6 separate regions of the Mus musculus genome follow, and all the other regions are linked to region 5. The links are chromatin loops, found by intact Hi-C in ENCODE. Cell type or tissue: left cerebral cortex. All regions are shown on one strand. Region 1 holds the start of Hnrnpc (heterogeneous nuclear ribonucleoprotein C). Region 2 holds the start of Rab2b (RAB2B, member RAS oncogene family). Region 3 overlaps Zfp219 (zinc finger protein 219). Region 4 overlaps Sall2 (spalt like transcription factor 2). Region 5 holds the start of Mettl17 (methyltransferase like 17). Region 6 has its middle 2.4 kb from the start of Zfp219.

Evidence for each region. A loop is a pair of places that touch in the nucleus more often than their neighbours do. Peaks named below come from ENCODE experiments on the same cell type or tissue, not always from the same donor. Only the 100,000 strongest peaks of a DNase experiment are listed, where the experiment ranks them.
Region 1: a loop joins it to region 5, with 2.9 times the contacts of the local background. A loop is called at or near these places in 3 of 42 quality-filtered maps.
Region 2: it touches region 5 in a loop (2.9-fold over the local background); 2 of 42 quality-filtered maps call a loop at or near these places.
Region 3: it touches region 5 in a loop (2.8-fold over the local background); 8 of 42 quality-filtered maps call a loop at or near these places.
Region 4: it touches region 5 in a loop (3-fold over the local background); 10 of 42 quality-filtered maps call a loop at or near these places.
Region 6: a loop joins it to region 5, with 3.0 times the contacts of the local background. A loop is called at or near these places in 6 of 42 quality-filtered maps.

The regions. Positions count from the first base shown.
Region 1 is chr14:52,103,481-52,107,480 of GRCm38, forward strand. Hnrnpc (heterogeneous nuclear ribonucleoprotein C) reads right to left here and starts at 541. Exons shown (of 9, transcript NM_001170981.2): 1 at 409-541. It also overlaps a transcript of Rpgrip1 not described here. In left cerebral cortex, a CTCF peak has its summit at 1,575 (motif pointing right); DNase peaks (open chromatin) are centred at 101, 777, 1,636 and 3,507; H3K4me3 peaks cover 1,145 bases; H3K27ac peaks cover 1,690 bases.
Region 2 is chr14:52,277,314-52,281,313 of GRCm38, forward strand. Rab2b (RAB2B, member RAS oncogene family) reads right to left here and starts at 2,082. Exons shown (of 8, transcript NM_172601.3): 1 at 1,883-2,082; 2 at 1,601-1,672. The coding sequence starts at 1,928. Tox4 (TOX high mobility group box family member 4) reads left to right here and starts at 1,833. Exons shown (of 10, transcript NM_023434.3): 1 at 1,833-1,919; 2 at 2,075-2,343; 3 at 2,508-2,576. The coding sequence starts at 2,338. In left cerebral cortex, a CTCF peak has its summit at 2,144 (motif pointing right); a DNase peak (open chromatin) is centred at 2,155; H3K4me3 peaks cover 2,175 bases; H3K27ac peaks cover 1,155 bases.
Region 3 is chr14:52,006,533-52,010,532 of GRCm38, forward strand. Zfp219 (zinc finger protein 219) reads right to left here. Exons shown (of 5, transcript NM_027248.2): 2 at 3,438-3,526; 3 at 1,696-3,130; 4 at 832-963; 5 at 1-615. The coding sequence starts at 3,443. The coding sequence ends at 8. Among named protein-coding and RNA genes, the nearest start is that of Tmem253, 8.3 kb to the right of the region's middle. In left cerebral cortex, a CTCF peak has its summit at 2,488 (motif pointing right); a DNase peak (open chromatin) is centred at 2,516; H3K4me3 peaks cover 376 bases; H3K27ac peaks cover 958 bases.
Region 4 is chr14:52,308,759-52,312,758 of GRCm38, forward strand. It overlaps Sall2 (spalt like transcription factor 2), which reads right to left. Exons shown (of 2, transcript NM_001244916.1): 2 at 2,419-4,000. The coding sequence ends at 3,964. Among named protein-coding and RNA genes, the nearest start is that of Sall2, 5.6 kb to the right of the region's middle. In left cerebral cortex, CTCF peaks have their summits at 1,769 (motif pointing right) and 3,174; DNase peaks (open chromatin) are centred at 2,365 and 3,172.
Region 5 is chr14:51,881,294-51,885,293 of GRCm38, forward strand. Mettl17 (methyltransferase like 17) reads left to right here and starts at 3,549. Exons shown (of 14, transcript NM_001029990.1): 1 at 3,549-3,730; 2 at 3,858-4,000. The coding sequence starts at 3,653. In left cerebral cortex, CTCF peaks have their summits at 2,423 (motif pointing left) and 3,643; DNase peaks (open chromatin) are centred at 2,468, 2,980 and 3,543; H3K4me3 peaks cover 1,454 bases; H3K27ac peaks cover 481 bases.
Region 6 is chr14:52,021,105-52,025,104 of GRCm38, forward strand. It overlaps a transcript of Zfp219 not described here. Among named protein-coding and RNA genes, the nearest start is that of Zfp219, 2.4 kb to the left of the region's middle. In left cerebral cortex, a CTCF peak has its summit at 2,021 (motif pointing left); DNase peaks (open chromatin) are centred at 298, 598, 1,743, 2,047 and 1 more place; H3K4me3 peaks cover 842 bases; H3K27ac peaks cover 848 bases.

The sequences.
Region 1 (4,000 bases), 220 kb after region 5:
GCTTCCAGTCCGACACCACCATGTTATCGCTCCCCTACCCCCACCCAGCGTCTATCTTCGGAAGTGATAACGGAATCCGTAAGATATCCCCGACAATTACATCAACAAGCATTTCGTTCTTCGCTTTCTTGGTCCCCCCTTGGAATCCCTGATGGGCAAAGAAAATCAAAGTAGCCGTTAAACCCGAGCGCGCAGACAGGGTATTTTCGTACGCACCGTGGCCTGGAGGTCACTAGGTTGACTCCGCGCCAAGGCCGAGGCCCTGTTGCCTCCCGCATGAGACCCAAGTCCCCACCGCACGGGAACAAACGCGGCCTCGGCTTCTGCCGCGAGGCCGGTTTCCCCCTTACACACGCTGGCGGGGCCCAGCAGCCCAGGGCCTCCCCTGCACTCGCCCCCTTCGCTTACCAAAAGGAAGGAGAGAGAGAAGAGACCGCCTCTCCTACTGCGAGTCTACGCCGAGACGCCGGAGCTACAACAGCGAAGAACCACACGACCGTTCGCTCTCCGTCTCCTCACAAAATGGCCCCCGAGCTCCTCTGCCGCCGAGGCGAAAGTCCAGCCCCCGCCTCGTTCCTGGAGGCGTTCCTATTGGCTGTGACTTTTCTCGCTCCCGCTCCTAATTAGCGAGCGCTACCGCTCCTCACAATTCCGTCCAATCATAATCCGAGGTGGGTTGGGCTAATTGCGAGAATTTCCACATGCGTAACAGAGGCTAGTTAGTAATTGGTTCAGCTTCATGCCACTTAGTGACTGACGGATGGTTATTGGTCAATGTACCAGACGGAAAGCTGGGTGGAATTTTCGCCTTTGTATCGCGCACAGCTTCTCATCCGGGTATCCGGCGGATCTGACTGACGGCCGCATCGTCCTATCAGTGCTTCTGAGAGCTCCCAGGTCCGGCCAGATCACCGCATTTCCGCGGCGCGGGGGTGGGAGAGCCTGGGTGGAGTCTGGTAGCGGGTGCAAACGGCCTGCCCTAGCCCCAGGCCTAGGAAAAGGGAAACGCAAACAAGCTTCTGAGAAGGGAGGAGAGTTATCTCTAGGCCGTCTACTAGCTCTGCAGTTATTATCAAATTCAGATCCCTTCTTTCTGCCAGATTCTATAAGCTGTTGGGAGGACATGGCCTTCTCAGTGAACAGCTCCCCCTCCAAACCAACTGGGTTCTGTAGTTCTCTCCTGCAGGAGCAATTACCCGACCTCCTATAAACCCGCTTCCTTGTCCCAAGTCGCCACACAGTCTGCAAACCCAATGGCCAGCCACCTCAATTTCCCACTTTCTAGAATAGACTACTTAATCCCCTCAGGTTTGGTCTGCCACTAAAGCTCTGGTTATACTGTAGGAACATTAAATACACTGAAATGTATATATAGCTTACGGAGAAAAGGAGATTGTATCCCAGAAAAATTTCCTGATTTTTTTTAATCTTTAGATCTTTAAACCTTTGCCTTTTTCTTTCTTTCCTTTTTTTTCTTTTTTTTTTTTTTTTAAGAAAAAGATTTATTTACTGTTTTTATATGAGTACACTGTAGCTGTCTTCAGACACACCAGAAGAGGGCATCCGATCCCACTACAGATGGTTGTGAGCCACCATGTGGTTACGATCAGGACCTTTGGAAGAGCAGTCAGTCCTCTTAACCTCTGAGCCATCTCTCCTGCCTAGCCTTTGTCATTTTCAAAAGATTTATTTTATGTAAACCAGTCCAACGAGTTTATGTGTTCCCAATTTTACATCTTATTTTTAAAAAGAAAAGTTTGGGCTAGGTAGTGTTTCAAGTGCAAGCCAGCCTGGTCAAGTTTCAGGACAGCTAGAGCTATAGAGTGAAACTCTATCTTGAAAAAACAATAAATATAAGTAGGTAGGTAGATTGACAGACAGACAGACAGACAGATAATTGGGGAGCCAGAAAGATGGCTTAGCAGTTAACAACAACTGCTGCTCTTCCAAAAGACAGAGGTTCAATTTACAGCACCCACAAAAGGGCTCATCGTATAACTCCAGTTCCTGGAGGTTCCAACACCCTCCTCTGGCCTCTGGGCACCAGGCACACACATCATACACAGGACTCTTTTTACAAATTAAACAAGACTCAGTGATCGGGAGCTTGCTTAACACACCCAAGGTCCTTAGTCCAATCCCCAGTACAACAAAGTAAGAGACAAATAGAGAAAGAGTGGAGATCTGTGTGTTGCTGTTAGGGAAAGCTTCTATTTCTCTCTCTCTCTCTCTCTCTCTCTCTCTCTCTCTCTCTCTCTCTCTCTCTCTCTCTCTCTCTCTCCCTCTCTCTCTCTCTCTCTCCCTCTCTCTCTCTCTCTCTCTCTCTCTCTCTCTCTCTCTCTTCCCCCTGAGACGAGACGGGGTTTCTCTCTGTGGCCTTGGCTGTCCTGGAACTCACTTTGTAGACCAGGCTGGCCTCGAACTCAGAAATCCACCTGCCTCTACCTCCTGAGTGCTAGGATTAAAGACGTGTGCCACTGCACCCGGCTTATTTTTCTCTTCTCTTTTCTTTTCTCTTCTTTTCCCAGACTGGGTTTCTCTGTGTAGCCCTCCTGACTGTCCCGGAACTCACTTTGTAGGCTGACCTTAAATTAGAGATCTGACTGCCTCTTAAGTACTGGGATCAAAGCTTTGAGCCACCGTGCCCAGCTCCTAGTTTACATTTAATTGTTTATTTTGGAAGGTACACTAGTAAACAAAAGAAAACCTGCGCTGATTGGTTCACCCTTTACAAGTGAGTCCTAAGGATTGAACTAGGGTCAGCAGGTTTGGCTGCAGGAACCTCTACCCACTGAGCCATCCCAGTGGCCCTAAATCTATTATCATCATTATTAGCATTTTTATTAAAGCAAAACACAAAGCTAGGTGTAGTGGCCCAGGTCTTTAATCCCAGCATTGGAGAAAGGGGCAGGCAGATCTTTGAGTTCAAGACCAGCCTTATCCAAGCTAGCCAAAGCTGTCAGAGAGTCAGACGACAAGACTGTTCAAACATGAGTTTAAGCCAGGACAAATTCTTTATTAGGCAGCTGGTGACTACACTGGGTGTTCAGAATTCCAGTGTGCCACTGAGCCCTTCTTGGGATGAGCTTTGTTACCGTTGTTTATTGCTTTTCCAAGACAGGGTTTCTCTGGGTAGCCCTGACTGTTTTGGAACTTGCTCTATAGCCAAGACTGGCCTCCAACTCACAGAGATCCAACTGTCTCTGTCTCCTATGGCTGGGATTAAAGGAGTACACAACCGCCTGCCTGCATGAAAAGGGAACCCAGTTAAGATTTGGTTAGGCTTGCTGGCCATTGAACTCCAGGATCCTTGTGTTTTTACTTCCCTGGTGTTAGAAACAAACAAGCAATAATCTCCGACGGAGCTCCTAAACCGAGGCGAAGCAGTTCTGTAAAGTAGTTTGCTTTGGTGGGGGAGGTGCGCCTGAATCCAAACCGGACTAGCAAGCAGGAAGTTCGCTTTGTTTTTATGCTATTTATTTGGCAGGGTTGCACTATGCAGTCTATAAGTAGACCGGGCTGGCATCCAACTCACAGTGATCCTCCTGACTCTGACACAGGCGGTGACTGTGTCTTTCCCGTGGGCTGTGTTTCAAGACTGGGCAGATTCTAAGAGACTTGGGGAAAATGACATGAAGGAAAGGAAGAACAAGACTAGCTTTAGGCCATCAGGTTCCAGAAATACAAAGGAGGGAAGATGGGTGTGTAAACAAATGATTTATGGGCTGGTGAGATGGTTTGGCCGGTAAAAGCACTGACTGCTCTTCTGTAGGTCCTCAGTTCAAGTCCCAGCAACCACATGGTGGCTCACAGCCATCTGTAATGAGATCAAACGCCCTGCTACAGCATACTAGTTTATAATAATAAATCTTTCTTAAAAATGATTTACAGCCGGGCATGGTGGCACACGCCTTTAATCCCAGCACTTGGGAGGCAGAGGCAGGCGGATTTCTGAGTTACAGGCCAGTCTGGTCTACAGAGTGAGTTCCAGGACAGCCAG
Region 2 (4,000 bases), 400 kb after region 5:
GGAACTTGAGTGACAGAGGATGATGGGTGCTGGGAATTGAACCCTTGTTCTTGGGAGAGCAGTCGGTGCTCTTAACTGCTGAGTCAGCTCTCCAGCCCATTGATAGCATTTCGCGACAGTGTCTCAGAGTACTGACTAGTTCTGTGTATGAAGCAGCACTTCTTAAACTGCAATTCTAAAACTGTTTTCATTGGCAATTAAAGAAGCTGCCTAAGGAACAGGTCTTCAAGGACAAAATACCTTCAATCACCAATAATTTCCAGAGTACATTGGTAATAGCCTCTCTTAAAGCAGTATGGAAACTGACGAACTGATAGAGCTTTTGACACTTTTCTATTTCTAGGCAAAATTCATCTCTTTCAAGGACAATATTTCAAAAAAACAAAAACCCCACTGCATCATAAGCAGACAATTCATCCCCTTTTCTATTTTCAAAATAGTATTTTGTACATAGCATGAGGAATTCATACTCTATATAAATATTTTTACTTTAAGGTGCTATATGAAATACCTGTTCTGAATACCTATTACCTCAACAAAAATCAAAAAGATATTTTTTTGGAAAAAAAAAATCACTGTCAACTTTTTTTTTCTCTCAGAACAATAAGAATGTAATTTCAATGAGTAAGAAACTAAAAAACAGGCTGAGTATAGTGGTGCATATCTAATCCCAGCATTTAGGACGATCAAGTCAAAATCATGGTCAGGTTACCCAGGAAGCTTAAAGCCAGTCTCGGCGCAAAAACAAACTTATTACGAAAGTCCGTGAGGCTGGGAGTGGTGGCGCACGCCTTTAATCCCAGCACTTGGGAGGCAGAGGCAGGCGGATTTCTGATTTTTGAAGCCAGCCTGTCCTACAGAGTGAGTTCCAGGACAGCCAGGGCCACACAGAGAGAAACCCTGTCCCGAGGGGGTGGGGGGGGGAGAGTCTAATGCAGGAGGATCTCTGGGAGTTTGTGTCCAGTGTGGGTTATATAATGAATCTGAGGCTATTTGCTCCTAAAAGAAGAGAAGGTGAAGAGATTAGAGGAGGTGTCTGTGCAGGAAGAACTGCAATGTCCGTACATTGGCTTTTACCTCTCCAGACTTAAAAGAATCCTATGTTGGTGTTTATGTTGAAAAACATGTGAAGCTGGTAGTTAATAACAAAATACAGATGAGATGTTTAATAAGCAGTCATGTTTCCGTGGGATTTTTCCATAAACATACAAGTTGCATTGGAAGAAAAAAAAATCCTACGGCAACTAGTATCTTACATCCATCTCTAAAGTTACCTTTCAATCATTTATCCTCCACTTACCAGCTTTTATCATTTTTCATATACCATGATTTCAGACCAAGGTAGCGAGAAGTAACTTTTTTTGGTTTTTCAAGACAGGGTTTCTCTGTGTAGCCCTGGATGTCCTGGAACTCACTTTGTAGACCAGGCTGGCCTCGAACTCTGAAATCCACCTGCCTCCCGAGTGCTGGGATTAAAGGCGCGAGCTACCACGCCCGGCCGAGAAGTAACTTTTTATTTAGAATACTGAGACTGTAACTTTCTCCTTTAGCAGTTCTGGCAGCTAGCTTTTAGCTGTTCTGGAACGAGGGGATAGCTTACCTATTGTGAGGTCGTGCACGGGCTGGAACCGCTTGTCGGTAAACTGAAGGAGGAGACATGACTTCCCCACACCTGCGAAAGAACGGTGTTCACTAGACGCACGTCACCCGGGAAGCCGCTGGCTCCCAGACAGGGAACAGGGTCTAAGGCAGGGGCAGAGCCCCGCCCCCGGGGCTCGCCCCGCCCCCTCCGCGCAACTCCGCTCACCCCGCCCCGCCCCCAAGCCGATTTTGGAGGTAGGATCCCCGCCCCAACTCCGAAGGCGGTCCGTCGGCGGGTTACCTGTGTCTCCGATGATGATGTACTTGAAGAGATAAGCGTAAGTCATGGTCCCGAGGCGTCTGTGTTCCGGGTCCTCCCGATTTCTACAGCCACTTACCTCCGACCTCTCTAGCCACTCAATCTACGGGTCTCCTTATTTGCCTCCGCTCCAGCCCTTCTAGCTCAAGCTGCGTCTCTATTGCTCTCCCCCAGAAATCTTCGCTGGATCGGCTGTACCGGACGCCGCCTCTAGGGCCACCCAGTGCTCTTCTACATGCCATTATCCCACCAAGCTCCAGGGGGCGACAGCGACCCTTCGGGCAGCTGGGATCGAGACTGGTTGCGTCCCTGACTCGGTCCAATCATCGGAGAGCGACGCTTTCTCCTTGAGGAAGTGACGCGCTCGGAACCTAGTGGGGGCGGTGGGAGCGATGCGGACGCGGAGACGCTGAGTCGCTGGTAGTGGTGCTGTGAAGATGGAGGTGGGTGCCGAGTCTTTGAGGGCTGATGAGGGTTCGCGGCCGACTAGGGGAAGCGGAAGCGGGAATGCAGGGCAGCGAGGAGCCAGGGGGGCTCGGGAGGGCTGGGGTCTCAGCACGCCACTGCTCCGCTCACTCACCCACCGCGGCTTTCTTTTGGTTTACAGTTTCCCGGAGGAAATGACAATTACCTGACGATCACTGGGCCCTCGCACCCTTTCCTGTCAGGAGCCGAGGTGAGCAAAAGCTGCTGATGCTGGGGCGCCGGAGGGCCTAGGCAGCGGTTAGGGAAGGACGGTGGGGGTGAGCGCGGGGGCTGGCGGGAGCTGGAGGGGACAGTGGCCGAGGCTTCGAGCTCCTCTAAGGACTGTGGAGGGGGTGGGGGTGGGGGAGAACCGAAAGCGGCTGTCATGAGGAAACCAGGATGTTGAAGAGACGGCTTGTTTGAGGAGTTTCTGTTCTGAATAGGAAGAACGAAAGGAATTGTTCTTTGGTTGGGGGTGAAATAACTAACAATCTTGGGAGACAGCAAGAAAGAAAAAAAATTTTTTCAGTAAAGAAATCGAGATAAAGAAAGTTGTTTATCCAGCAGGGAATAACTTCGGACAGTTGTTATTTCTTGAATTCTATAGGGGGCTCTTTTATTTGAAATGTCTTTTCTGATAAAAGTGGTTCATCCTACTGATGTGGCATCTGTTTGCTTGGCTAAAGAACGACAGAGGGAAAGAAATAGCTGCCAGAGAACATAGAAGGGGGTAGAGTGCACCTGTTTCCCAGTGATCACAGACTGACTATGTCACCTTTGGATTCCAGTTGTCAAATGACTATAATAACAGGGTTTGGTTTGGTTTGGTTTGGTTTGGTTTTTAAAGATGGCGTGAAGTAGAAGTAATGGTTGTTGGATGTTCTAAGACCTTCCACAAGGGTCACCTAAGACCATAGGAAAACAGATACTTTGTGATTCATAACAGTAGCAAACTTATATTTGTGAAATAGCAGCGAAAATAATTTTATGGTTGGGGGTCACCATAATATGAGGAACCATAATAAAGGGTCCATGCAGCATTAGGAACGTTGAGAGCCACTGCTGTAAGATATTCAGGAAAACTTTTGGTTGACAGATTTTCCTATTAGAAAGCATAAAACTTATTTGAGCAAGCGAAAGTCAAAGCTGCAGTGTATGAAATTTTACCATTTTTTTTTTGAGAACTTGAGCCTTGGTCCATCTTTTGAGGATTATATACTACCTCCCAAAGTGCTGTGAATTCATTTGCACGGTTGTTTGCACCAAAAGTAGTTATCCATTGCTGTTGTGTCGGTTTATCCTGTGGGAACATTGTTATGGTTGAGAGATGATTGACAGTGAGTGATTGCTAGTTGCTTTTGCTTTTTGTTTTTTGTTTTGGTTTGGTTTGGTTTGGTTTTTTGGTGTTTTTTTTTCTTTTCTTTCCTTTTTCTTTTCCTCTTTCTTTCTTTCTTTCTTTCTTTCTCTCTCTCTCTCTCTCTCTCTCTCTCTCTTCTTTCTTTCTTTCTTTCTTTCTTTCTCTCTTTCTTTCTCTCTTTCTCTCTCTCTCTCTTCTTTCTTTCTTTCTTTCTTTCTTTCTTTCTTTCTCTCTCTCTCTCTCTCTCTCTCTCTTTCTTTCTTTCTTTCTTTCTTTCT
Region 3 (4,000 bases), 130 kb after region 5:
GGGCTCCCTACCGTTCTTGCCCCCCAAGACCTGCCTCTCCGGATCTAGACAGCCCTGGGCTGCCCTCCTCTTCTAGTGGAGGACTGGGAGGGGTCTCTCCTGATGGTGCCCGGACATAGGTTGGAGACGTGTCGGCTCGGGGCTGCCGGCGGCCCCGAGCACGACGGCTATGGTGTACTTGCAGATGCAAGGCCATGAGCTCAGGAGCTCCAGTGGCAAAGGGGCAGAAGAGGCAGCGGTGAAGGGCACCCCCTGCCCCGGCCTCACCTCCCGGGCCCGCCCGTAGGGACAGGTCCAGGGGTTCGGCTTCACCACCTCGCCCGTTTCGCAGGGTCCTCCCAGGGCTAGCAGGCTTCCTACGGGACCCTGGTCCGGTGCTGCTCGAAGGAGGCCGGGTACTTGCAGTGCCCTCTACCCAGGTGGCTGAGGCCTGAGTTGGCTTGGCTCCTGACTGCGGCTGCAGTGAGCCCCGCTGGGAAGGTGGCGGGGGTTCTGGGGGAGGCCCAGGACCCGCACTGCTCCTCTGCTCTCGGTGGTGACGCTGAAGGTGATACTTGAGCGAGCCCGACTGGGTACCTGCATAGTCGCAGTGTGGACACTTGTAGGGACGCTCACCTGGGAAGAGTAGGTCACGGGATCACTACCACTCGCACACCCACATGTATTTTGCTCAATTTACAAACTTCATCCCAAGGAGCAAACGCTGACTCCCCGCGAGGTGATTTAGATGATCTTTCCAACCTGAAGGGTGGCCAGCAGAACCTCCAGCCTTCTGGCTGCTCTTACCTTTCTTCCTCCTAGACCCTCCCCTATGCAGAAAGCCTCCCTCACCTGTGTGCACACGGAGATGCACTTTTAAGTGATGCGCCGAGCGGAAAGATTTTCCACAGAAGGGGCAGTCCTTGCCAGTGGCCCCACGGCCCGCTTCAGATCGTGTCCCTCCAACCAGCAGCCCGTTTTCTTCTGCAACACGTTAAAAGGAAGATATAGGGTCTCGCTGCCTTGTCCCAATCAGGTACCCATTATACCCACCATCCCTTTGGGCTCAAAAGGAAAGAGGTTTGGGGGAACATAGATTTGTTAAAGAGTTAATACCCTTAGGAAACCACAAAACTTCCAGTAAGAAAAAGGGAGCCGGGCGTGGTGGCGCACACCTTTAATCACAGCACTTGGGAGGCAGAGGCAGGTGAATTTCTGAGTTCAAGGCCAGCCTGGTCTACAGAGTGAGTTCCAGGACAGCCAGGGCTACACAGAGAAACCCTGTCTCAAAAAAAAAAAAAAAAAAGAAAGAAAGAAAGAAAGAAAGAAAGAAAGAAAGAAAGAAAGAAAGAAAGAAAGAAAGAAAGAAAGAAAGAAAGAAAGAAAAAGGGAGTACGGGGACAGAAGCCCAGGAGAAAGAAAGAAAGAAAGAAAGAAAGAAAGAAAGAAAGAAAGAAAGAAAGAAAGAAAGAAAGAAAGAAAGAAAGGAAGGAAGGAAGGAAGGAAGGAAGGAAGGAAGGAAGAAAGAAAGAAAGAAAGAAAGAAAGAAAGAAAGAAAGAAAGAAAGAAAGAAAGAAAGAAAGAAAGAAAGAAAGAAAGAGGGAGTACGGGGACAGAAGCCCAGGAGAAATCGAAGCAAGTCTTCTGAAAAGGCGTGTGGGACAAAGTTTCGAGGACCAAATGCCACAACCCCCCAAGAAAATAGTGTGTACATACCTTGGGTGGCCGTGGATCTCGCCTGGGTCCCCGCGGCAGGTGCAGGCTGTCCTGACCCCTCACCTGGGTTGGGGTGCAGGGAAGTCAGAGAGCCCAGCGACCTGCCTCGGGCCCAGCTCTCCTCTTCAGCCTCCACCACTTCTTCTTCCTCTTCTGGTTCCTCTGTACGGTGTCGCCGAGCCCGGTTGGGAAGAGCTGAAGGCAGTGGGCGGAACCCTCCATAGCTTCGGCCACCTCCAGGGTCAGCACCCTCACCATTGGGTCGTACTTCCCCAGCTCGTACACTCAGGTAGCCTAAGAGGCTTGGGGGCTCTCGGCGCTCAGCCGGAGCGGGTGCTGGGGCCAGGAGGAGTGCAGGGCCCAGTGGCTCATATGCCAGTAGGCTCAGGTCGGGAGGCTGAGGGGCCCTGGCAGGTGCAGAGCCAGGGCCTGGAGCACGCAAAGGACCCAGCTTGCTGGTGTGCACCTTCATGTGGTTCTTAAGGAACCAGGGCTCCTTGAAGCAGCGACCACATACGGGGCACGCATGATCAAAGGAGGCCTTGTGCTTGCGCATGTGACCCTTGAGAAACCAGGACTGTGTAAAGCTCTGGCCGCACACCTGGCAACGGAATTCAGGTGGCGCAGGGGGCTCCTCCGGAGGTGCAGGAGTTGGGGCAGGGTTTGCCTCCCGGTCAGGCTCTGGCCTAGGTTCAGGCTCAGGCTCAGGCTCAAGGGCAGATCTGGGTTCTTGCTGGGGTGGAGGCGGGGGTTCAGGCGTAGATGTAGCCGCCAGGGGGCGCTCGGAAGCCCCGTGGGCCGTCAGACTGTGGTGCAGCAACTCCTCCTCCTGGCTGGAGCCAAAACTGCACAAGCTGCACTTCCAGGGCCTGTGCAGGATATGCAGGTGGCGTTCCCGCTCCGCTGAGGTGCGAAACTTGCCTTTGCAGAAAGGGCAACGGAAGGCAGATGAGGAAGGGACCTGAGGGCGAGCCAGGCCCTCTGCGGCAGGGCTGGACTGCATGCCGCCTGAGCTTCTGGCTCTCCCGAGTCGGGCTTCGCGAAGCAGGGCGCGTTCCTCCAACTCCAGCAACAGCCGTGCAGCAGGGCTGCGTGGACGCTCCGGCTGGTGCGTTCGGAGGTGTGAGCGCAGCAGAGCCCGCTGCGCTGCGCGGTGGCCGCAATGTGGGCACTGGAAGGCTTGGGCGCCCGGGTGGGCTCTCAGGTGCAAAGCCAAGATGGAATTGAATCGGAAGCGCTTTCCGCACACAGGACAAGGGAAGCGCCGTTCGCCTGCACGAGTCTCAGACCAACCCACTGCTCCCATCCCAGGCGAGCCGGGTCCTGGAGTCCCACTGACACCTGGTCCGTTGGAGTAGCGCTGCAGATCCAGCTCGCCGTCGAAGGCTGGTGGGGAAGGCTCTAGGTGGCCGACCAGGATGCGGGGACGTGAGCCCTGTGGGGAAAGATGCACGTAGAGGACAGGGTGGAAAAGACCACCCTGTAGAATGTAGAAAAATGCAAAGGCACGAAGAACAGTAAGAAGAGTGTGTATGGAGGTTGGGAGATTGGGACCTAACCTAGGTACCTTGATACCTCTCACCTCCAGAAACTGTGGGATGAGTGGAAGTTGGACACCGGGGCCAAGTTAATAACGTATGCTACTATAATACGAAGTTTAAAAAACAAAGAAACAAAAAAGGAGGCAGGAGAGGGTGTCCCGCTGAAGGCACTTTGCAGGTCAAGGACAGAACTTCACTCACCTCCATGGACCCCCTTCACATTCTTTGGTTCTGAGGATTGGAAGGAGGAAGAAGAAAAGCTGCTAATGAAGGCAACAGGTGCGGAGGTGCTAAAACAAGACAGAGCGATTGGAGGAAAGATGAGCCCTGGCTTTTGGCAGTAGAGTCACCCCACTTAGCAGCCTGTATCCTTGAAACCCATCCCTTCTTCCTATTGTGATCTTGGGGTATTCCAGCCTTCTTATTTGCTGTCCTCAAAACTTGCATCCCTTCATCTGCCAACTTGTATGATAAATACAGACTTCCTCCCCCAAATGATGTTTTAAACACCTAGTCCAGAACCGCCGCCGCCACCACACACACACACACACACACACACACACACACACAATGTGGGAGGCCATCATAGTATACCCCTCTTCCACTCGCGTTGGGCTGTGCCCCTGGATAAACAAATGTGGAGGGCTAGCCATACTCCTGTTATCCAAATGGTACTAGCTCCTCTCAGACCAGGGCCAGCCAGCCAGAAGCCCTCCAGGTTCCTCCTCCTAGCTTCTGCCGGCACCCAGTCTTCTGGTCTTCCT
Region 4 (4,000 bases), 430 kb after region 5:
CTCCTGCACTCCTCTGATAGGAACATCTAGAATCAGATAGCTCTGTTTTCTTAGCAGAGTAAAGAATACACTTACTCACCTCTGTCTTTCTGGGAGCCTCCTGTCAGAAGTAGCAGAACAGCACCTCACCACCAAAGACTGGAGTCTCAGGATCTAGTTCTTTTATAGAGTGTATGTGGTCCAAGGCTAGCCTTCCATTCCTGCGACTCCCACTCCTGCATACCAGGAATGCAATCCTCTATCACCCCACCCAACTGGACCTGGGTTTTTGTTGTTGTTGTTGTTACTTAATTTCTTTTTGAGTTGTCTCGTATGTATGTCCAGGTTGGTCATCAACTCCATATACAGCCAAGGATAACTTTAGATTCTTGACCCTCCTGCCTGTTTCCCAGTGCTGTAGGTGAGCCACTGTGCCTGTCTGAATCTGAGCTTGAGACATTGTGCTTTTATCTTTTTTTTTTCTTTCTTTATGGTTTTAGAGCTTTATTGTAGGGAGGTAGGGAAAAGAAGGTAGAAAGAGGGAGGCCATCCATGGCCGCATTGGGGGTGGGGTGGGGAGAGGAGGGCTAGAGACGAGAGTAAGGAAGGTGAGAGCTTCAAGAGCGTGCTTTTATCTTTTAAAGCCAGTTATGTTCTTTTAGCATGATGGTTTAGTGATGTGATGATCTTATAAAGGGGGAAAATGCTGGGTGGTGGTGGCGCACACCTTCAACCCCAGAGCTTGGGGGGATCTGAGTTTGGGGCAAGCCTGTAGTTCCAGGACAGCCAGGGCTACAAAAAGAAACCCTGTTTTGAAACAAAACAAAAAAGGAAATTATTTATTAAATACCACCTCACACACACATATATGTATATATAATTTTAGAGATACAGTTCTTGACACTGGAGGTGGCTCAGCAGTTAAGAGTACTGACTGCTCTTCCAAAGGATCTGGATTCAATTCCCAGCACTCACATAATGGCTTGCAACTGTATGTAACGCCAGGACCTACATAGATATACATTCAGGCAAAACATCAATATCAATGCACATACAATTGAAAAAAAAAAAAAAAGACAAGTTTCTCTGCTGGCCATTGTGGCTCAAGGCTTTGAACCAGCACTTGGGAGGGAGAGGCAGGTGAATTTTTGTGAGTTTGAGGCCAGTAAGACCTACCTAAAGAGACCCTGCCACTCTCTCTTCACACACATGCACATGCACACAGAGGTTCTCATGTATCCCAAGCTGATCTCTGATTCACTACATCACTGAGCATAACTTAGACTTCTTTCGTGCATACTAAGAAAATAATCTACCAAGAGCTACACCCCTAGCTCTTTTCTTCACACTATTACTAATTTATATTATTATTTTTCAAGAAGATGTTTTTCTACATAGCTCTGGCTATCCTGGAACTACTACTTGTAGACCAGGCTAGCCTCAATCTCAGAAGAGATCCACCTGCCTGTGCCTTCCCAGTGCTGGAATTAAAGATGTGTACCACCATCACCCAGCTTGCATTATTGTCTTTAAAAGTTATTTTATTTCGTAGCCGGGCGTGGTGGTGCACACCTTTAATCCCAGCACTCGAGAGGCAGAGGCAGGCGGATTTCTGAGTTCGAGGCCAGCCTGGTCTACAGTGTGAGTTCCAGGACAGCCAGGACTACACAGAGAAACCCTGTCTCGAAAAACCAAAAAAAAAAAAAAAAAAAAAAGTTATTTTATTTCGTATGTTTGTGTCTGCTTGAATGTGTACTTGTATGACGCATGTGCGTGATACCCACAGAAGCCAGAAGAGGGCATCATATCTCCTGGAAATGGAGGTAGCAGATAGTTATGACTCACTACTTGGGTACTGGGAATTGAACCTGGGTCTTCTGGAAGAGCAGCCAGTGAGCCAGGGCTCTTAACTGCTGAGCCATCTCTCCAGCCCTTTGTCTGCATGCTTAATAGCCAGATCTTGCTTTACTGGTAGAACCTTTTTTCCATCTCTGATTACAATGTTGGATCTCAAACATCATAAAGTACTATTATCTTGATCTACAGATCCACTGTTGTCAGTAGGCTGCTTGAGGTCTGGGAAAGACTGATGAGCAGCCTCCAAACTCAAACAAAACAACACACACACAACAGTTGTGTTTTGGTAGGAAGTGGTTAAAAAAAAATTCCTAAAGGAAAACCTAGACATTGCCTGTACACTGGGCAAATATCTTTTGAAAAACAGAATCTGTTTTTAAAAACCTCCCCCCCCCCCCCCAGTGAAATGACATCCATTGGAGGTTGTTTGGGAATGAGGCTGACTGAGGAAGTTAAGTATTTTTACACCATATGTTCAGCTTTGGCAGGAGAAAAGGGTGGGAAGAGAATCTCTGAATTCGGGAATGCCAACATCACACCCCATCTGGCTATTTAGTCATAAAATAAGGAGAAACACACAAAAAACTTGGCCAAAACACCTTTAATGATGAAGGAAAAAATTCTAGTATCTCCCCTCTCGGCTCTTACACATTTCACTGTGTTAGGGAGCTCTGGAGCCCACTACTTTAGAGAATCATCATTGACAACAGCTAACAGCAAAATTCAGTCTTCTCAGAACACCTGTTCCACAGGATCCTATGTTAAGAGTAAATACTACATCTCACTACAAGACAGAGACGGGGGGAAACCACTTGAAGCTCTGTCTCTCAACTTCTAGAAAAAAAATAAGACATAAGCTCTGGCCCATGGTCAGGCAAAACTGGGGGAGGAAAGGGGTTTTGAGAAGACAGCAAGGGAAATACAAGGGGTGAGGGAATAAAATAGGGAGTCATCTAAAACTAAAAACATTCTAGTGACAGGAAGCACACACACCCCCATGGCCCCTGGTACCTCTGCATACCACATCACCATTAGCTCAAAGAAAACGTTCATACTCACAAGAGCTGAACATCGAGTCCCCTTACATCAAGTCCTGTTCTTCATCAAATAGATTCCCAGCAATGCCTGTTTTAGCAACAACCCTCAACTCCCCATCATTGCTTAAATAATCATCCTCACCAACAGGATTCTTTAGAGTTAGAAACTTCATACTCCCTAAACTATCACACGAGAGACCTCTTGGTAGGAAACCTGCTTGTTGGTTGAGCGGACATGATGGGAAGCTGGAGTAGTCCTGGCATCTTGACCAGCCACTATCTTTGCCTCCATGTGGCGAGTCAAGGAACATACTGCAAAAAGGATCCCAGTCCTTCACTTGTCCCTACCTTCTAGGGTGAGTCACCAATTGCTAGAATATCTTTATTGCCAGCACTCTCTGGAGCAGGGGGGAAGGAGAAAGAAGTTATAGTTTCTTCTTTCTTCCGGTGTGCTTGTTGGGCACAGCCTCAACTTCCGGAGGCTATGTTCTCTGCCTCTCTGGATCATGTCACTGGAGTCACCTTGTGAAACACAGTTCCTGGGCTTTCACAGCAATGATGGTACTAGGGCCCGAGTGGCAATGCAGGTAGGTCCAGAACTCCAGGGCTCAGTGGAAAACTGGGTAGTGGTTGCAGAAAGAAACCTACCACCCCTTACAAGCTTCTCAAGAAGGTCCCGGCCCTAGAAAGTCTTGCAGGGTGGTCAAGATCACCAAGGAGTAACGCTGGGCCTTCCATGGACAGTTGCCAGCCCCTTGGACCAAGGCTGCCACTCCAAGGATGGGGGTTCTAGTATACCTGCCAAAGGGAAAGGGAGAAGAGGAGAGAGCTCCCCCTTGAGAATGTAAAAGCTATAGGGAATTTGTTTCCCTTAGTTACACAGAACAAAAAGGTGATAAAAATTTCTTAAGGGGACATTCTCTTTCAAAGGCAATTGTCAAGCTCAGGGACTAGAGAAGAAGCCACTAGAAACATCATGTCAGGACTTGAGAAAGGACAAGAGGAGGGTGAGTAAATCTTGGAGGTTCCTCTATGAAGCTCTCAGGTTTCTGCTCTCTGAGTCATAGAGGACCAGGTACAGAAAGCAGGCTCATGGCATGGTGGGGTCATCTTTTCGAGGGAATGGG
Region 5 (4,000 bases):
GGCCTGCTGAGCAATGTATCTATCGCTCCACCCACGCTGAGCACAAGAGCAGAAAGTGATCAGTCTCCAGCATGTCAATACTAACTGTCCAGTGCAATCTGGAAAGCCTATGTCTGATGGACATCCTGATGCATGAGAAGGAGGAGGACAATGCAGGGTTTCATTGTATTTAGTTATGCTAAACAAAACTTGGAACTAAGAACAGAGTGACAATACCAGGCATGAGAGCTCATACCCTTAACTCTAGTACGTGAGAGCCAGAGGCACATGGATCTCTGTAAGTTCGAGGCCAGCCTGGTCTACATACCAAGTTCCAGACCAGCCAGACCTACATTGTTGAGGTTTGGTCTTTTGCTACGTATTGTAACGCTGAATACTGGCATCCAAGACCTGGTTGCCCCCAGGGACAAGACGATCCACACATAAAATGTGACCTTGCTCTTTAATTTAAAACTATTGGTTAAATAAAGATGCCAACAGCCTATTAGCTGGACAGAAGAGAGATAGGGCTTTTGGTTCCCAAGCTTGGGGATGGAAGAGAACCAAGAGGGTCTAAGAGGAGAAAATGCAATGAGGTTGGTGAATCATGAAAACATAGCCATGAGGGCTGGCCAGTTGGAACTAAGAGCTGCCCAGATGAAACATGACAAGTTATAATTCGGGTTATTGATGGGGAAGTAGATTCTAGCAGAGAGAGTAGATGTCTGCCCAGCTCTCGTGCTGATTAAGGCTTATTAATTTATAATAAATATAAAGGTTGAGCGTCTTTTATCTGGGAACTAAATGACCAAAATCTCCAATTTGAGATTTTTAAACATCTACAGCATCACATAGTAAAGTCTCAAAACAATCAAAAACAAAATAGACCACGGCAGCATTGCCTAGAACCCCAGAACCCCAGAGACAGAGGCATGACTGTGAGTTGAAAGCCAACATGGGATACGTTGTAAAATTCTGTCTCAAAAAAAAAAAAATAGGTCTAAATCAGTGTATTAGTTACTGTTCTGTTGCTGTGGTAAATCGCCATGACTAGCAATTTATAAGAGAAAATGTTTAATTGGGGGCCAGTGATTCCAAATGATTAGAGGCAATGCTTTTGGAGCAGCAGTGTATCAGGAACAGCTGAGAGCTCACATCTGGAACTGCAAGCAGAAGGCAGGAAGCACAGTGAGAATGAGTCCAGAGTTCTGAAACCTCAAAGCCCACCCCTAGTGACACACTTCTTACAACAAAGCCACACCTCCCAATCCTTCCCAAAGTTCCACCAACTGGGATCAAGGAATTCAAACCACCTGTGAGGCTCCGTCTCATTCAAACCACCACCGTCAGCTCTTGAGATGTTACATTCCCAATGAAAAGGAAGGATGTCTATTAGGCCATTAGCAGGAAAAAAGGAAGGCACGTCTCTATTATCAGTTTGACAGGGAACAAAGGAATGTCCTTCACAGACACCATCAAGTCTCTGATTTCGTCCCATTCCTCAGCGTTCAGTCTCATGTGGCATCCAAACTGTTGTTCTTTCATGTCTGGCTTTTTTTAAATGATATGGATGAAGTATAACAATTTAAATATAAAGTCATGTCTCTTCGAATTGCCAAAGTACATATAAAAATAGTAACATAAGTTTGTCGGTTTACTTTGATCCAGACATTATCACATTTAATCATTATAACAAGGCTTTAAAGGCATCAACTGTCACTGCTCCAGAATCAACTGACCACCAAATGCCAGACCCTAGAAGGTTATACATATCCTATACTCTGACACCTGCCCACAAAAACAACAACAACATCAACCCAATCAATCTATCAGGGCAGATCTGTAAGTGGCAGAGATATTTTATTGTTTCAGCACAAGCCAGTAATTTAACATGAAAAATAATAATAAAGTATAACAACTGCAAAGTATAGGCTGGGCATTGGTGGCACAGGCCTTCAAACTAACCACTTGAGTGACAGAGGTTGGTGGATCTACATATTGAGTTCCAGGCCAGCCAACCAGGGCTCTATGTGTGTGTGTGTGTGTGTGTGTGTGTGTGTGTGTGTGTGTGTGTGTGTGTGTGTGTGTGTGTGTGTGTGTGTGTCTGTGTCTGTGCGCGCGCGCGCGGGAGTGGGAGGGGAGGGGGAGGAAGGGGGGAGGGCGAAGCAAACTTTCAAAAGACTGCAGTAGGTAACACCTTTTCCACAGCTGTCGTACATACACACTCCCTCGAGTCTCCAGAGAGTCATTGGATAAAATCAAACCTCTACTACCCACATAAGACAAACCAAGCATCTAAGAATCCAGCTCACACAGATACCCATATATGGTCCTGTAACTTTTCTAATTGGACTGAAGACTATAGAGTACTCTTCGTCCTGTCAGCTAACTTCTGCCCCCAAGAGGCTAAAGAGGAAACCACAGCTGGGTAAAGTACTGCTGCCGGGACCCAAGAATTTACAGGTCCATGAGTCTTTTTTTTTTTTTTTTTTAAAGATGTATGAGTGCTCTGCTGCATATACATCCACAGGCCAGAAGAGGGCATCAAATCCCCTTACAGATGGTTGTGAGCCACCATGTGATTGCTAGGATTTAAACTCAGAACCTCTAGAAGAGCAATCAGTGCTCTTAACCGCTGAGCCATCTCTCCAGCCCCAGGTTTTGGGGGGTTTTGTTGTTGTTGTTGTTGTTTCCCCACACACACACTGATTAACCCTTCGAACATTTAGCTTAAAATTCTCCATTTGCATTTCAAGGACCAACAATACCCAGTACGGTGCATTGTTTAAAAATGTAACTCTGACTTTCGACTCCCTAGCACTTAATTCAGCTATCACCTATTAAGTTCATGAACTTGGGTAAATTAACCACGTGAAAAATTAAGTTAGCAACAGATGTTTGTGGAAATAAGATGGCGGGAATTCGGTGTGCTACGTGGGAAGCTCTTGATAGAAAACCTGGAGCAAACTCGCAGACAACAAATGTGAAAAAAAAGTAAGCTAATTTTTATATTTATTAATTTGCAAACTGTAATAGTTATTAGCGCTCATCGTTGACTGCCTAAATCTGATTTTTGTTATGGTCTTGTCCCGTCTCACAAAGGGAAACTAGCCACGGTTCAGAATTCTACAGCACCAAATGAAAACAAAGAAAGTCCACACTTTCCTTTTCACCTGCCTACCCCACTCTCAGCCCCACTCCTGCCCCCACCCCCGCCCAGCCCTGCCCCCGCCTCTGTCCTCCCAAGTCCCACTCCCTACCACCCCCCCACGTCCCCTTCTATCTCCCCACCCCAGTGAGACTGCTTCCCCCTCCACGCCGCCCCCATCTCCCTACTCCCCCAACCCCTCTCCCTCCTACCCCACTAGCCCCCCCTAACCCGTGAGACTGATCCCTCCCCATCACAAAACACGCCCAAGCCGGGTTGGTCTCGCCCGCAGCCACGCTCAGCATTGAGACCACGCCCCTTCTGAAGGCTAAGCCCCTCCCACGAACGGCCTTCTTCGCAGAGACGTACATAAGGTACATAAGGTCGCTTATTGGCTGTTAGCAAATACTCCCTCTTCTCATTAGTTGATACCGTCCGGGTCGAAGTTCCACGGAAGATGCTCTTAGCTGCTTGGGCTGAGGGTTACAGGCATGTGTACTTCCGTTTCCGGTGTGTCCTGAAGCCATGGCCACCGCCAGGACACCGAGATTTCTGCTGCTGTTCTGCAGATCCTGCCGCAGCCTTCGAGGACCCCAGTCCCGAGTAAGTGCATCTTCCTCTGCTGGCGGAGAACTGGGTTTCCAGAGACATCTCTCGGAGGAGGAGCGACCTCGGCGATGCCTCGGGCAGCAAGCACCTGCAACCATTCTGTTTCTTTCGCTGTCTGCAGGCATACGCCGCCCTTGTGCCCGGTGTGTCCCAGGTAGACAACGGGTCGGATTTCCTGGGGAAGAAGCCCCATCGAAAGCATCCCGGCATCCTGCATCTTCCGCACGTCCAGCTGCCGCAAGCACTGGCTGACGCCGCACAGTT
Region 6 (4,000 bases), 140 kb after region 5:
AGAATAACCGACAAGGGCCTTTGTTCATTGTAAATTATTAAGATCCTAAGATGCTGGAGGCTCAATTTTTTTTCCTTTTCTTTTCTTTCCTTTTCTTTTCTTTTCTTTTCTTTTCTTTTCTTTTCTTTTCTTTTCTAAAAGGCAGGGTCTCACATGTATCTTTGCCTGCCTGGAACTTGCCATGTAGACCTTGATCCACATGCCTGTAAGTGCTGGAGTTAAAGGCACGTGCCACTCACCATGCTTGACTGAGCCTTACTGTATGAAGACCCTACTGTGTCACCATAAGTTTGCCTCCCCCACTACATCGTGAACTAAGTGTGAAGAATTGTTTATGAATTCTGCAGTGCTGCTCGCCAAATGGATACATGTTAACTTCCATCACAATTGGTTGGCCAAATTAAGTCGTAAAGCCTCACTCAGTTTCCTGGGGAAGATACTATAGAATATGAGGGGGAGCAAACAATTTAAGGAAAAGGTTGGAAATTTGTGGTGAAGCTTGAATGGCTCCGCAGTTGGGATTTGTCTACTAGCAACCATGCCTATTTCTCCTTGTTTAGTTCAGTGAGCTTCCGTGTGAAATTCTTAGTGGGAGAAAAACAAGACCAGGCGTCAGGAGACCTAGATTCTGGCTCTGTTGCTTGAGCGCATAAGATCTGTCTGAACTACACTTCATTTGCATGGCCATTACACCATGCTTCTTCTGCTTATCTTACTGAATCATATGGCGAAAATAGAGTCATGCACAAGACCTCTAAAATGATGAGGCCCTTGAGAGGTGGAAAATAAATTGTCTAAGAAGGCAGATAATGGTGTAAGTGAGTGAACTAGATTGCCTGTGAAGTGAGAACTGCTGGGAACTCAGCAGTACACACTGCTAAATGGATGTCTGTCCTCAACTCCACCAGCTACTGCCGTGGGCAGCTCTGGCTCCGGTAGTGCCATGGTTTCCGGATTTGAATAGAAGTCAGAAATTTAGAACACTCTTATTTTAAGTATTAATAATAAAAAAAATGTTTTTTTTAATTCAAGGGTCAGATTCAGCCTATAGTTCAGTAGACTGAAGTGTCAAGTTCTGCATTATGCAAATAGATGGCAAAAATTTGGGTTGAATCCTGGCTCTCAGAAGGCAGAGGCAGGAGGATCACTCTGAGTTCAAGGCCAGCCTGGTCTACAGAGCTAACTCTAGGACCTCTGGGGCTACACAGGAAAACTCAATTGTTTTGAAAAACCAGAAAACAACTAGAAGAATTGGGGGGTTGGGATGTACAGTGCGGTTTCTGTAGCTCTGGTGAAACACACCTGTGTTGGAGGGGTTAAACATGAAACTACCCCTCTAGACATTGCTTTCCAGGAAAAGGTCAGTTTGCCTGCGGGGGGGTGGGGGTGGGGGGGGATATTTTGCAATACTGGAAGAGAGTTTTGATGGTCAGCTGGGAGTGGGGTTGGTAAGGGAATGTGGAAAGGCAGGTACATTAGCATATAAATCAGGAGATTGCTTCAGGCTCCTCCTCTGTCTGTTACCTTTTGCATGCTACAAGCCAAAAGGGAGTCTTCTCTGTTTCTCATGACTACCCTCGCCACCCTGACTGGGCCAGAGTCCCTGGCTACTCTAGAATTCTGCATGGCTACCATGCTCCTAGTGACCACGCCATCTGACCCATTCTGCACCGATCTGGCAGCCTCTATGGAGGTCACCCATTTTATTTCAATTAGAACTTAACAAAAAGAGATTGTGACAAGGCTCCTGCTGACGTCACTTTTTAAAGGTCACGACCCCTTCTATTCTCTTAGAAGAGACAGTTCAAGTTGGACGACTTCCTTTGCAACTTAAGCCTGTGAGAGTTGGGGCGGGGAAACCCCATTCTGATGAATATTACTCTCGTTTCTTTGAAATTCAGTCATTTATTCTGACTTTGACTACAACTGACGATATCTCCCAAGTGAGTTCTCTTCCGTTTCTCGACCTGCTTTTTTGGCTCGGGGGTTTAAGTTTCAGGCTGAGTCCTCTGCTGCCACCTCGTGGCCTCTTGTCCGGGTTGAGGTATCACAAAAGTCTTCCTTCTAGAAATGGCACTAGAAAGTAGCTTGGTTAGAGCAAAGAATCTCCTCTCCACTTTGTGAAGTCTCACCAGACTTCCCCAACCCCGCCCCCCATCGCATGCGTCATTGAACATCCGGGAAACCTGACCTGGACGGAGGGCGGTACAGGAGGCATCAGACTCCACTAGGCCTCCAGTCTGTTATACATTCCTGGCCTGGAGCCCAGCAACAACGGGAGGTGGACCTGCCTGCTTGGCCTAGTTAATTCGCCTAGAAGTACGATTCTCCTCATCTTAGTGAGAGATAATCCGTGTGGTGTCTGGACGCCATGGGCCTGCCGTGTAGTGTCTGGTGCCATTTTCTTGTCTAAGGCCTGCTTACTGTTGCTCTATACCATGACCTCTATCTGGACTGGCCCAACTACTGCAGATTCCATATCCAGTTGATGCACTGAGCAGGATGGCAGTGGTGTGGTCCGTAGTGCCAGTTAATACAAAGGGGTCTGCAAACGCGTGATTAAGGTCTCCAAGGACTAGGAGACTGCCCTAAACTGGACTGCAGGGTGATTGTTTCTGAAGGTGGGAAAGCATTTTTGGTTGGTGCTATTTTTCGTTATCACAATATTCGTATAACATCTGTAGTTTAAAAAGCCAGTGGCTGGCCCAAAACTTAATCTGAAGACCAGGTTATCCTCAAGTTTACAGTGATCATCCCGTCTCTGTCTCCTGAGTGCTGGAATTACAAGTGTGCATCATCACATGTAGTGAGTTGTTTTTTTCAAGATGTGGTCCTACTGTGTAATACTGGCTGACCTAGAAGTCTGTATATAGGTCAAGCTGGCCTCAAACTCACAGAAATCCACCTGTCTGTCTCAGATCTTCTGTAAGAACAGCAAGTACTTTTAACCTCTCCAGCCTCTTGTAGTATATACATATATAATACATATGTACATCAATACATGTATATTATAGGTGATATTTTTTTTCATTTTAAAATTTATTTTATGTGACTGTTTTGCCTGTGAGTATGTATGTGTGCCTGGTGCCTGAGGTCAGAAGAATCCTTCAGATCCCTTGGAACTGGAATTATGGATGTTTGTGAACTGCTATGTGGATGATTGTGGGAATAGAACTGAAGCCAGCTCCTCTGAGAGAGCAACAACTGCTCTTAGCTGCTGAGTCATCTCTCCAGTTCGATAATTTTTAGTTGATACACCCATGCTCTCTAATCTGAATGACTGAGCCCAGGCAAGACTATAATGTAAGATGACTGGTATTCCAAAAACAGAGTTTCTTCTCATTCGTTAGGGTTTCATTGCTGTGAAGAAACATCATAACCAAGACAACTTTTATAAAAGAAAACATGTAATTGGGGCTGGTTTGTGGATGCAGAGGTTTAATCCATTATCATCATGGTGGGAAGCATGGCAGCATCCAGATAAACATGGTACTGGAGAAAGAGCTGAGAGTTCTACATCTGGATCTGAAGGCAGCAGAAGGAGACTAGATTTTTGTATTTCACACTGGGCATAGCTTGAGCATTTAAGACCACAAAGCCCCACATCCACAGTGACAAACTTCCTCTAACAAGGTTACACCTCCTCCAATAAGGGAGCACCTCCAAATAGTGCCACTTCCTATGCCTGAGCCTTCACACACATGTATCTATGGGTGCCAGACCTATTCAACCGACCACACTCATTTTGACATTTTTGGTATTTGGATCATACCAGTTTTTGTTGTGGAAGACTGCTCTGTCCTGCCCTTCATTACTGACCAATATCTACTTGACCTCCCTACTACTATGACAACCAGATATGTTTTCCAAACTTTGCTGGCTAGCCCCCAAAGGATCAAAATCACTCCTCCCTGCCTTGAAATGCAATGCCCTAGATGGACATAAGGAAGATGTGAACATTGTCAAGATTCTTGTATTTAAGAGACCAACAGGAGACCTA